Linked DNA regions of Homo sapiens: region 2 is linked to region 1. The links are chromatin contacts, found by Hi-C in ENCODE. All regions are on one chromosome and are shown on one strand. The core of a region is the stretch at or near the end of the contact, and the rest is flanking DNA. Distances in the headings are between cores, read along the strand shown. Region 1 holds the start of DUSP22 (dual specificity phosphatase 22). Region 2 has its middle 8.7 kb from the start of MIR4645.

What was found. Hi-C counts contacts between places; a loop is a spot of excess contacts on that map. Pooled maps may share reads with other maps.
Region 2: a loop to region 1 is called in a map with no recorded cell type, with 5 times the contacts of the local background. The contact joins the enhancer-like site here to the promoter of DUSP22 in region 1. A Hi-C loop is called at or near these places in 1 of 168 maps with a recorded cell type or tissue (GM12878), 5 of 37 single-sample maps with no recorded cell type and 5 of 50 pooled maps.

The regions. Positions count from the first base shown.
Region 1 is chr6:291,237-298,017 of GRCh38, reverse strand. DUSP22 (dual specificity phosphatase 22) reads right to left here and starts at 5,531. Exons shown (of 7, transcript NM_001286555.3): 1 at 5,458-5,531. The coding sequence starts at 5,478. RefSeq lists enhancers at 382-471, 4,799-5,058, 5,351-5,851, 5,852-6,352, 6,279-6,568 and 1 more and silencers at 4,239-4,298, 4,309-4,368, 4,248-4,404, 5,149-6,168.
Region 2 is chr6:2,861,546-2,864,045 of GRCh38, reverse strand. It overlaps the pseudogene SERPINB9P1. Among named protein-coding and RNA genes, the nearest start is that of MIR4645, 8.7 kb to the right of the region's middle. RefSeq lists an enhancer at 1,012-1,341. Within about 2 kb of position 1,250, at least 8 of the 41 ENCODE cell types and tissues checked have a DNase peak (open chromatin) inside an H3K27ac peak, as active enhancers do; they include GM12878, where a contact is called at or near this core.

The DNA.
Region 1 (6,781 bases), core at 4,282-6,781:
CCTCTCCAAGCTGCCTGGGACTGATCTGCATGGCAGGGTCTTCGTGTCTTTCCTATTAACAGCTCACTACAGGATCTAACACAGTGTCTTGACTGTGTTCAATAACAATATGGTGAACAGGTGCATGGATGGATGACTGGATTACGCAGGCAGCCAAGTCACCTGCTGCCAGGTGGAAAAAATGGATTTAGCAGCACAAAGGTGCCTGACCTGCCAGCCCTTCCCGTATGAAAACAGAGCTTCTCAACCCTGTAAGCCCTACTCCACCTTTTGATAACTCTCCAGTTCCAGATCACACAGGCCTCAGGAAATTCTGAGAGGAAGAACCCTCAATAGTGGTTCTCAACTGGGGATGATTTCACTCCCCAGGGGATATCTGCCAACATCAGGGACATTTTTGGTTGTCACAGGTGGGGAGGTGCTACTGGCAACTATTGGGTGAAGATCTGAGATGTTGCTAAACCTCTCATAATCCACATGGCAGTCTCACAAGTAATTATCCTGAAATGTCTACAGGTGTAGCCGTTGAGGAACACCGGTCTATGCCTAGAGGGAACATATTCTCTTTGAATTATAATCCTTTCCCAACTATACTCCCTCATCTTCCTAACAGGGCAAGAGCCATCCTCAAACAAGTGTCAGTCACATCCAAGAACACTCAAAACAGACTGTATTTGCACTTCACAGTTTGGAAAAATGTGTTCTAATAAATTCCCATTTGCTTCTCCCAATAACCCAATTAGTAATTGGGGAAGGTATCATTACCCTCATTTTACAGCCAGTAAGGAGACTGGATTAGCTAACCACCTAAGGTTTCTTAGTTCTATACATCTATGAATCCAGGAAGGAAAAAAATCCTGAAGCTTAGAAACATTTAAGTGACTTCTTCAGGATCACACCCATGAAGCAGCAGTGGTGGAGGTGCCCCAGATCAGGCTTTTTGTTAGCCAGCCCCTCTTAGCAACAGTGCGCTCCCCATGGAAACAAGATGCACCCACTGAAGTGAGGCCTCCCAGCACCATGAGAGGCTTCCCGAGAAGGACAGGGATGGCAGCCATTCCCACCAGGCAGGGTGCTTTCAGAGGACACACAGCAGGGAGGAAGGAAGAGGCCACAAGACCAGGCAGGCCGGATGCTTGATGAGCTAAACGAACCCTGGCAGTCAGTGGAGGGCAAGATGCCAACCAGAGGGTCCTCATATCCTGCCCTAGAATGCAAGGCTTCAGCCCACTTTTAGGCTGATCAAGATAAAGACTTCTTGCACATGAGAAGCATTTGGGGCAGCCTTCTCTGACATAATGTTTGGCTAGAGACTAGTCGTTTGTTTTGTTTTTAATGGGGTATTGTAGTACTGAAGACTAATAAGTAGACAGTGAGGATAGGAGTTTTGTTTATAGGCTCTCCCCCAAAAGATTTGAGGGTTCAGACTCGAGAGAACTTTGAGTCAACTAGGAGTTTTCAAAGGCTCCACAGGAACACGACATTTGCATGCAACACCCTGTTTAGTTTAACCCTAATCTTACCAGAGACATTTACTAGACTAATATCTTAGCAGCGTGGTGAGGCACTCTGCATTGTGGCCGAGCCAGACTGTGGCTTTGAGTCCAGGCTCTGCTACTCACCAGCTGGGTGACCCTGGCAGTTCCCTTAGCCTCTGTGTACAACCAGAAAACAGGCATGAAAATAACAGGATCTACTTCATGGAGTTGTGGCTTACTCTATGTGGTAAAGTACTCAAAACACACCATAAACTCATTGGCAATTATAATTTTGGCCAGTGTGGGGCATCTACCTAGGAATTGCACACACAAACAAAAACAATAAAAAAAAAGTTTTAGTTTCTTGCCTGTAATTACCCCCTTCCTTATCAATGTCAAACATAAAGGAAGAGAGGAGGTGATTTTGGCTATTTGACAAGTAATCGAAGCTATGAGGAGCTTTTCAAGTTACTTTTTAGGAATTTTAAAACTTACTTGGGATGAATTAGCATCTCAGCTCAAAGGAAAGACTTTTCCTATCTTCAAAATCAGTGGAGACTGGGTTCTGCCCTGCCTGGCATTACTTATGCTACCTAACCTCTCCAAATCTCCATTCCCCAATCTGGGCAAATATAAGGTCGTTTGACCTCATAGGGCTACCGTGAGGCTGAGATTTTATAAAGTGTTAAAAAAAATGGTTCACAACTGTGTTGTTGTTGGGTTTTTTTTTTTTTTTTTTTGAAACAGGGTCTCGCTCTGTCGCTCAGGCTGGAGTGCGGTGGCACAATCACGACTCGCTCCAGCCTAGACTTCCCGGGCTGAGGTGATTCTCCCACCTCAGCCTCCCAAGTAGCTGGGACTACAGGCACAAGCCACCACACACTCGGCTGATTGCTTTGTTTTTGTGGGTTTTTTTTTTGTATTTTTGGTAGAAACAGGGTTTTGCCATGTTGCCCAGGCTGGTTCTAAACTCCTGGACTCAAGCAGTCCACCTGCCTCAATCTCCCAAAGTGCTGTGATTACAGGCACGAGCCACCACGCCCAGTCCTGTCTTTATTTCCTCATCTTTAATTTTCTAGAATATAAAAGCCTTTTTCCCCTCCATCTTCTGTATAATCTGCTGCGTACACCTAACGGAAACGGGCACAATATTCCGCCGTACAGGAGCCCGGAACGGACCGACAAGAAGAGCCACCACAGGGATGTGAATGATAAAAACTGCTGTCCCAAAGCACTCAGAATGCAGCGTGCACTGTTTAGACCAGAAATGCTCTTTTGCCAAAAATGACCAATGTGTACGAGATTGGAAAGAAATCTTGTCCCAGTAACCTCAGGGCACACACATTCCAAGTTATGTTAGTTCCAAAGACATTGCACATATTTATAAATGTTCTTAGAAAAGGATTTCTAGGGGTAGCACCTTCCGCTGATTCTGCAAATCAACCATTCTTCTTTTTTTACAGATGAAGCCTCGTTCCAAGTCACACAGTAATATATGGAAAAGTTCTAGTTAAGGTTCTTAAGTTACTGGCCTCCTGCGATCTACTTTGCCACTAATGAACCTTGTGATTTGGGGTAGTTCCTCCTGATCTCACGTTAAACATGTTTACTGCAGCAGGATTCCTTGCCTGGGCTGAATGCCCCTTCTAGGTCACTTTCATCCCATCTTCTGCTTTCCCCACTTTTCTGAAATTGCCTATTTTATCCTCTGGAGCCTCTACTCCTCCCTACCTTGTGTTTGTTCTCTCTCTCACCCCCACACACATACACACCCTGTGTTGTGCAACACAGCAGCCATTAGCCACAGTGACTATCGAGTACTCCAAATGTGGCTAGTCCAAAATGAGATGTGATTTAGGCATAAAATACACACTAGACTTTGAAGGTTAAGTGATCTGGGGGTCCCGAGATTTTTCCTTTCACAAAGACATAGTAAAAAACATGGAATCTTCCATGAATAACTTTATATATTGGTTACATGTTGAAACAATAGTTTTAATATATTGTTAAATAAAATATATTATTAAAATTAATTTCACCGGTTTATTTTTTAATGTGGCTACCGGAACATTTTAAGTTACATATATAGCTCGCATCATATTAGTGCTGGACAATGCTGACCTGTACTGAAGGTTCTGTGAAGAATCTTTGGGTCATTTACCACTGTACTCCCTTTGCCCCCTCCCCACCCACTAGCACAACACCTGGCTCATAGTATGTACATAATCAATAAGTGTTGAAGCAGGGAAGTCTCTAAATCTCTCTATACATGTATTTCTTCATTGATACACTGTGAGTCTCTATTCACAAGATAATAAAAGTCAAGAAATTTATTACCCATTTTGAAAGGTAAAAAGTATATGAATATTACTGCTTTTGTTGAAAAGCATGAAAATAACGTTGATCCCTTAGGCAACCATCTGTATTCCTAAATATATTTTTTGAATTGTATTACACAAATACTATAAATTAAATGCTGAAAACGGTGGAGAGTGAACAGCTCAAGTGGGAAAACTAGAAACAGCCAAAGGAAAGCTGAGATACCACCACCAATGGGAAGGCAAACGGAGCCCACAGACTTATGATGACCATCTTTATTGTTCTGTTTTAATTTAAAAAGCAGAAGGCTCGTGGTGCTGATGGATTCCAGTGCTCATCGGAATATAATACAAGTATTTATCCAAGAGAGAGACAGTCTGTTTCCAAACTTGATCACTCGCCAAAAAAAAAAAAAAAAAAAAAGTGAATACAATTCTCTTTACCAAAATACCCCAGTATTGATATGCAGGTCCCAAACACACAATAGTTCTTTCACAAACTGGGTAACCAGGACACAATAAACACGACATGCGCACGTGAAAAGTTAGCTAGGTTTTCCCTGCCCTACCGTGAATCCGCATTTGCAACACTCCAGCCCCAACACCCAAACCACTGCTGACCCAGTGCTGAGGGACATGAAAAAAAACACAGCCACATTGCCATCCCCACCCAGTGTGGAAGCTGACGGCATGTAGAGATGTGGGTGGGTGGAGCGCAATGAAAAAGTGAAGCAGAAAGACGACTCATCTAATCCAGGACCATTCAAAGACCCGTAAAAAGGTACTTGTCTTTGTTGCGGGCTTTGTAAAGTCTTGTCAATCCTTCCTCGAAACCAGCCAAGTACCAAGTAACAAAATCCTTAACCCTGTGGTTCACATGAATACACCCCGGCAACTCTCAGCTGCCAGAGCTGGAATCTGGCAACTTCCCTGGACGGGAAAGGCTAGCCCACCGCCCGGGAAGTGAGGTGCGGGCAACAAAAGAACACAGGGTGGGGCCCAGAAACGGACGGGACAAATGGAGCAACACAGATTTTCCAGAAGGCCTCATCAGCGCAAGCAGCCAGCAACAGGTTGCCCTTGTTGCAGAAGTCACATAACCTAATCAACTCTGAATCTTTTCTCTCCTCCCCACTATCTAGAAACAGCTCAGGACTTAGGACTCTGTTAACTTCTCTGTCCACAAGAAAAACTTCTCTGTGCTCACAGGCACACACACAGAATCTGAGGAGAAAGAGGAAATTACAGAGGACACCCGTTTACTAATGATGTGGGGGGGGCGGTGGTGGCTTCAAGAGCGTAGTTTGGGAGCGAAGAGGAGGGCAAAAAAGAAGCCACATCCATTCGGAGCTCAGCTGACCTCTCGGCAGAACAAGTGTCAACGCTTTCAAAGGGCGCGGCTTGTTTCAGCCACGAAAACGCACCGGCTGGCAAGGCAGGCGGCTGGGGGCTGCCTACCCGGAAGCCGGGTGGGGTGGGGGCGGGAACACCTCCGAACCCCGACTCCGCGGTCGCCGCCCAGGCGCGCCGCCCCTCCCTCCGCGCCCGTCCCCACCGCGGGAAAGGGCACCCCGGGCTCGAGTCGTCGGGCAGCCGACGCCGGCGAGACGGCAGGGCGTCGGAGCGGAGGCAAACCCAGCGCGAACGAGGGAAGACGTTACCTTGTTCATCCCATTCCCCATGGTGGCTGAAGGCGAACGCTAGCGCCCCGGCCGTGTGGTCGCAGGCGCACTATGGCATGTTACAGGGAGGAGGAGCGGCGGGGCGGGCGGGGAGGAGGCGCGCGGGAGGGACTGAGTGCTCGCAGTGTCAACAAGTCAGCGGCAGGGACCGGCCGGGCAACCCAGGGCGCTCCAGAGACCCGGCGTGGAGGGCAGGGCTTTCTGTGCGGCGGCCTAGAACTTCCCGGCGGGAGCCGGGCAGGGGCACCGGAGCCTATGCCGGGAAATGGTCCCGCCTTGCCGGTCCCCGCCCCCGTGCGCACCGGGCAGGCCCAGCGTCCCTCCTCGCTCCGCCCGCCCGCACCCTGGGATTCGTAGTCGGGTTCCTGGCTGCCGCGCCCCACTCCGCCCTCGCGGACCCCGGCTCGCGGCCGCCGGGCGTGGGAGGCACTAGGCTCGGGCTCCCAGGCGGCCGGCCCCGGAGGCCAGAGCGCGTGCGCGGCCCGAGCCGCCCCGCCGGGACACCCGAGGCTGCGCGGCGGGGCCTGGCGGACGCGCAGGCGCTGCCCTGACCGGGCGGCTGCGCTCGTCTCGGAGCCCGCTCCCCGGCCGGGGGTCTCCAGATCCCCCTTTGGCCTTTTCCCCTGGGGCGACTCCGGGGGCCAGTTACCAGCAGTCGCTACCCAGCCTTGGCTGCCTCCGTGAATCAGGTGCTAATCAGAGGCCTGGTCTCTGGGGGCTCCCCTGCCTGGGTTTTCTGAGTGCGGCAGATTTAGGCTGGGGGATTTCCTGCGGCCCTGCCCCATGCACCAAGACCGAGAAGCCTCGCCTGGTGGGGAGAGGTGGGCTACGTGACTCACCCCGGGGAGGCCCGACCTCCCTACCCTGGGGGAGCAGATGGCTGGATCTCTGACCTCAGACCTCACGGCCTTAGATGATGTGTGTCCCTTAATGTCTGCATTGTGGTTCTGTCTGGAATGGATCAATTTCTAAACTGTAGCAGAATTGTTTTGGGTGTTCTATCAACGTTATTAAACTCTGAAGTTTCTCTCCAGCGACAGAATCCTTGAGCCAGTGGTTTTTCTTCTTAATTTATGTATCCTCAACAATGTCCTGAACATAGTAGGTGCTTAATAAATATTTGCTGAATGAGTACATGCGTCAATCTGACGTGCCCTGGCTCACCCCTGCTGACTTCATTTTATCTTCTTGCTAAGCGAGTTACACACATGCTGGTCTCCTGTCTGTTCCTTGAGCCTGTCAGGCTTGCTGGGCTGTGCTCTCTATCCAGACACCTGGATCCCCAGCTCTCTGCATACCTGCC
Region 2 (2,500 bases), core at 1-2,500, 2.6 Mb before region 1:
GGAGTGATCCTGTATTCAGTGTGTCAAGTCCACCTCCCCTTGGGGAGCCTTAAGAAGCCTCAGCCTGGGGGGATCATGTATGGCCTTCCTCCTAGGAGATGTGTTTGGATGATTAAATCCACGAGTGTATCTCAGTCCTTGGTGCAATGCCTGGGGCCGGATAGGTCCAGCGAGGTTGGATGTCGGCATGTAATCCCAGATACCCCACCTTCCACAGCTGTGCATCAGTGTTTCAAAGGAAAGTGATCTACACAGTTTTATTAAATAAACAACAGCAGCAACTTGTGTGTGGGGTAGGGAGTCTTAAAATCAGCAAGGTAAGGATAGAACGATGTCTCCATGTCTATCTGTGCAGAAACTGTCTTGAAACACTAGGACACTGTCATGGGCTGGATTGGGTTGTTCTTCACTCCCCTCAATTCATATGTTAAATTCCTAACCTCCAGTATCTTGGAATGTGACTGTATTTGGAGACAGGGTTTTTACAGGGGTAATTAAGGCAAAATGAGGTCATTAGGTCACCCAATATGACTGGCGTCCTTATAAAAGGGTTAATTTGGACACGGACACATACAGAGGGAAAACACTAAAGAGCTATAGAGAGAGGAGGGCCATCTGCAAGTTAAGGAGGGAGGCCTGGAACATATTCTCCCTCTGAGTCCCAAGAAGGAACCCACCTTACTGACACCTTGATCTTAGACTTTCAGCCCTCAGAAATGAGACAATAAATACCTTTCTGTTGTTTAAGCTGCCCAGCCTAAAGTACTTTGTTATGTATGGCAGCCCTAGACAGTTAATACAAATATTAATATCAACAATTCGTCACAATGATTCCTTTTGGGTTTTTAAATGCAAATGAGTGCCTAAACACCAGAGATGATTTTCTCTTTAGCTGAATCATGTGAGTATTCTGAGTCAAGTTTATATTTTTAATAAGTTAAAACATTTTGCCTTCCCCTTTCCGTCATCTGGTTGTGGTCATCTGATTTGAATAACATCTGCTTTCTTTTAGAATGAGAACAAAGCCGTTACACTCATATATAAAATACCTTCTCACCACCTGTTTTGGGGGATTAATGGTAGTTTAAAAATTAAGTGCAACTCAAGTTGTGGCCAAGCAAGGCCGACTGACTTCCTGAGATGTTAGGATCCTGTTCTTGGGGCCACCTCATTTGTTTGCATGGCTCCAGGGGACACCTTTCACATTGGGTATGACTGGAGCATCATCCTTGAAGGTGGGTGACTCTGCAGCCCTGCCTACCCTCTGGTGACATCTGAAGTGTTGTTGACATCAGCTTTAATTCAGAGGAACTCTACACAAATGTCTTGGGTACTCCTGTGTGCTGAATACTGTGGGAAGACCATTCTTCAAGGACTTTATGATCCACTCCAAAGGTGGAAAGGCAAGCCCACCTTCAATATGACATAGAACATGGTAACAAAATAGATGTGTAAAGCACTTTTGCTACTTAGAAACACTTTAGATCCATTTGACTATTTGATTTTTTCTAGCTTTCTTGAGGTATAGTTGACAAACAAAAATTGTATACATTTGCAATGTACAATGTGATGTTTTGATATATGTCTTAGTCCATTTTGTGCTGCTATAACAGAATACCACAGACTAGGTAATTTATAAAGAACAGAAATTTATTTCCTCACAGTTCTGGAGGCAGGGAATCCAAGATTGAGGGTCTGGCATCTGGTGAAGGCCTTCTTGCTGCCTCGTCCCATGGTGGAAGGTGGAAGGCAAGAGAGGATGAGAGACAAAAGAAGGCCCAAATTGTCCTTTTATAAGGAATCCACTCCCCAGATAAATGCATTAATCCATTCATATGGGCAGAGCCCTCATGATCTGATCACCTCTTAAAGGTCTCACCTCTTAATACTGTTACAGTGGTAATTAAATTTCAACATGAGTTTGGGAGGGAACAAACATTTAAACCATAAATACAGATACATTGTGAAATGATCACCATAGTCAAGCAAATTAACATATCCTCCACATTTACTTATCATTTGTGTATGTGATGAGAACATTCAGGATCTACTCTTAGCACATCTCAAGCATACATTCTCATGAACTTTCATAGCCATGCTGTACCTTAGATTTCCAAAATGTGTTAACTTTGAGTACCTTAAACTTTTTGAGGTAGTCTGTCACGCAGGCTGAAATGCAGTGGTGTGATCTCAGCTCACTGCTACCTCCCCCACCTGTGTTCAACTTATCTTTCCACTTCAGCCACTCAAAGTACTGAGATTACAGGTGTGAGCCAGAATGCTCAACCCATAATTCAAACTTTATACCCTTTTGTGACCGGGAATTGGTGGGGTTTTGGTCTCACTGACTTCAAGAACAAAACCGCAGACCCTCATGATGTGTTATAGCACTTAAGGTGGCACATCTGGAGTCTGTCCTTTATTGATGTTCAGATGTATTTGGAGTTTTTTTTTTCTGGTGGGTTCACGGTCTTGCTGGCTCAGGAGGCAAGCTGCAGAC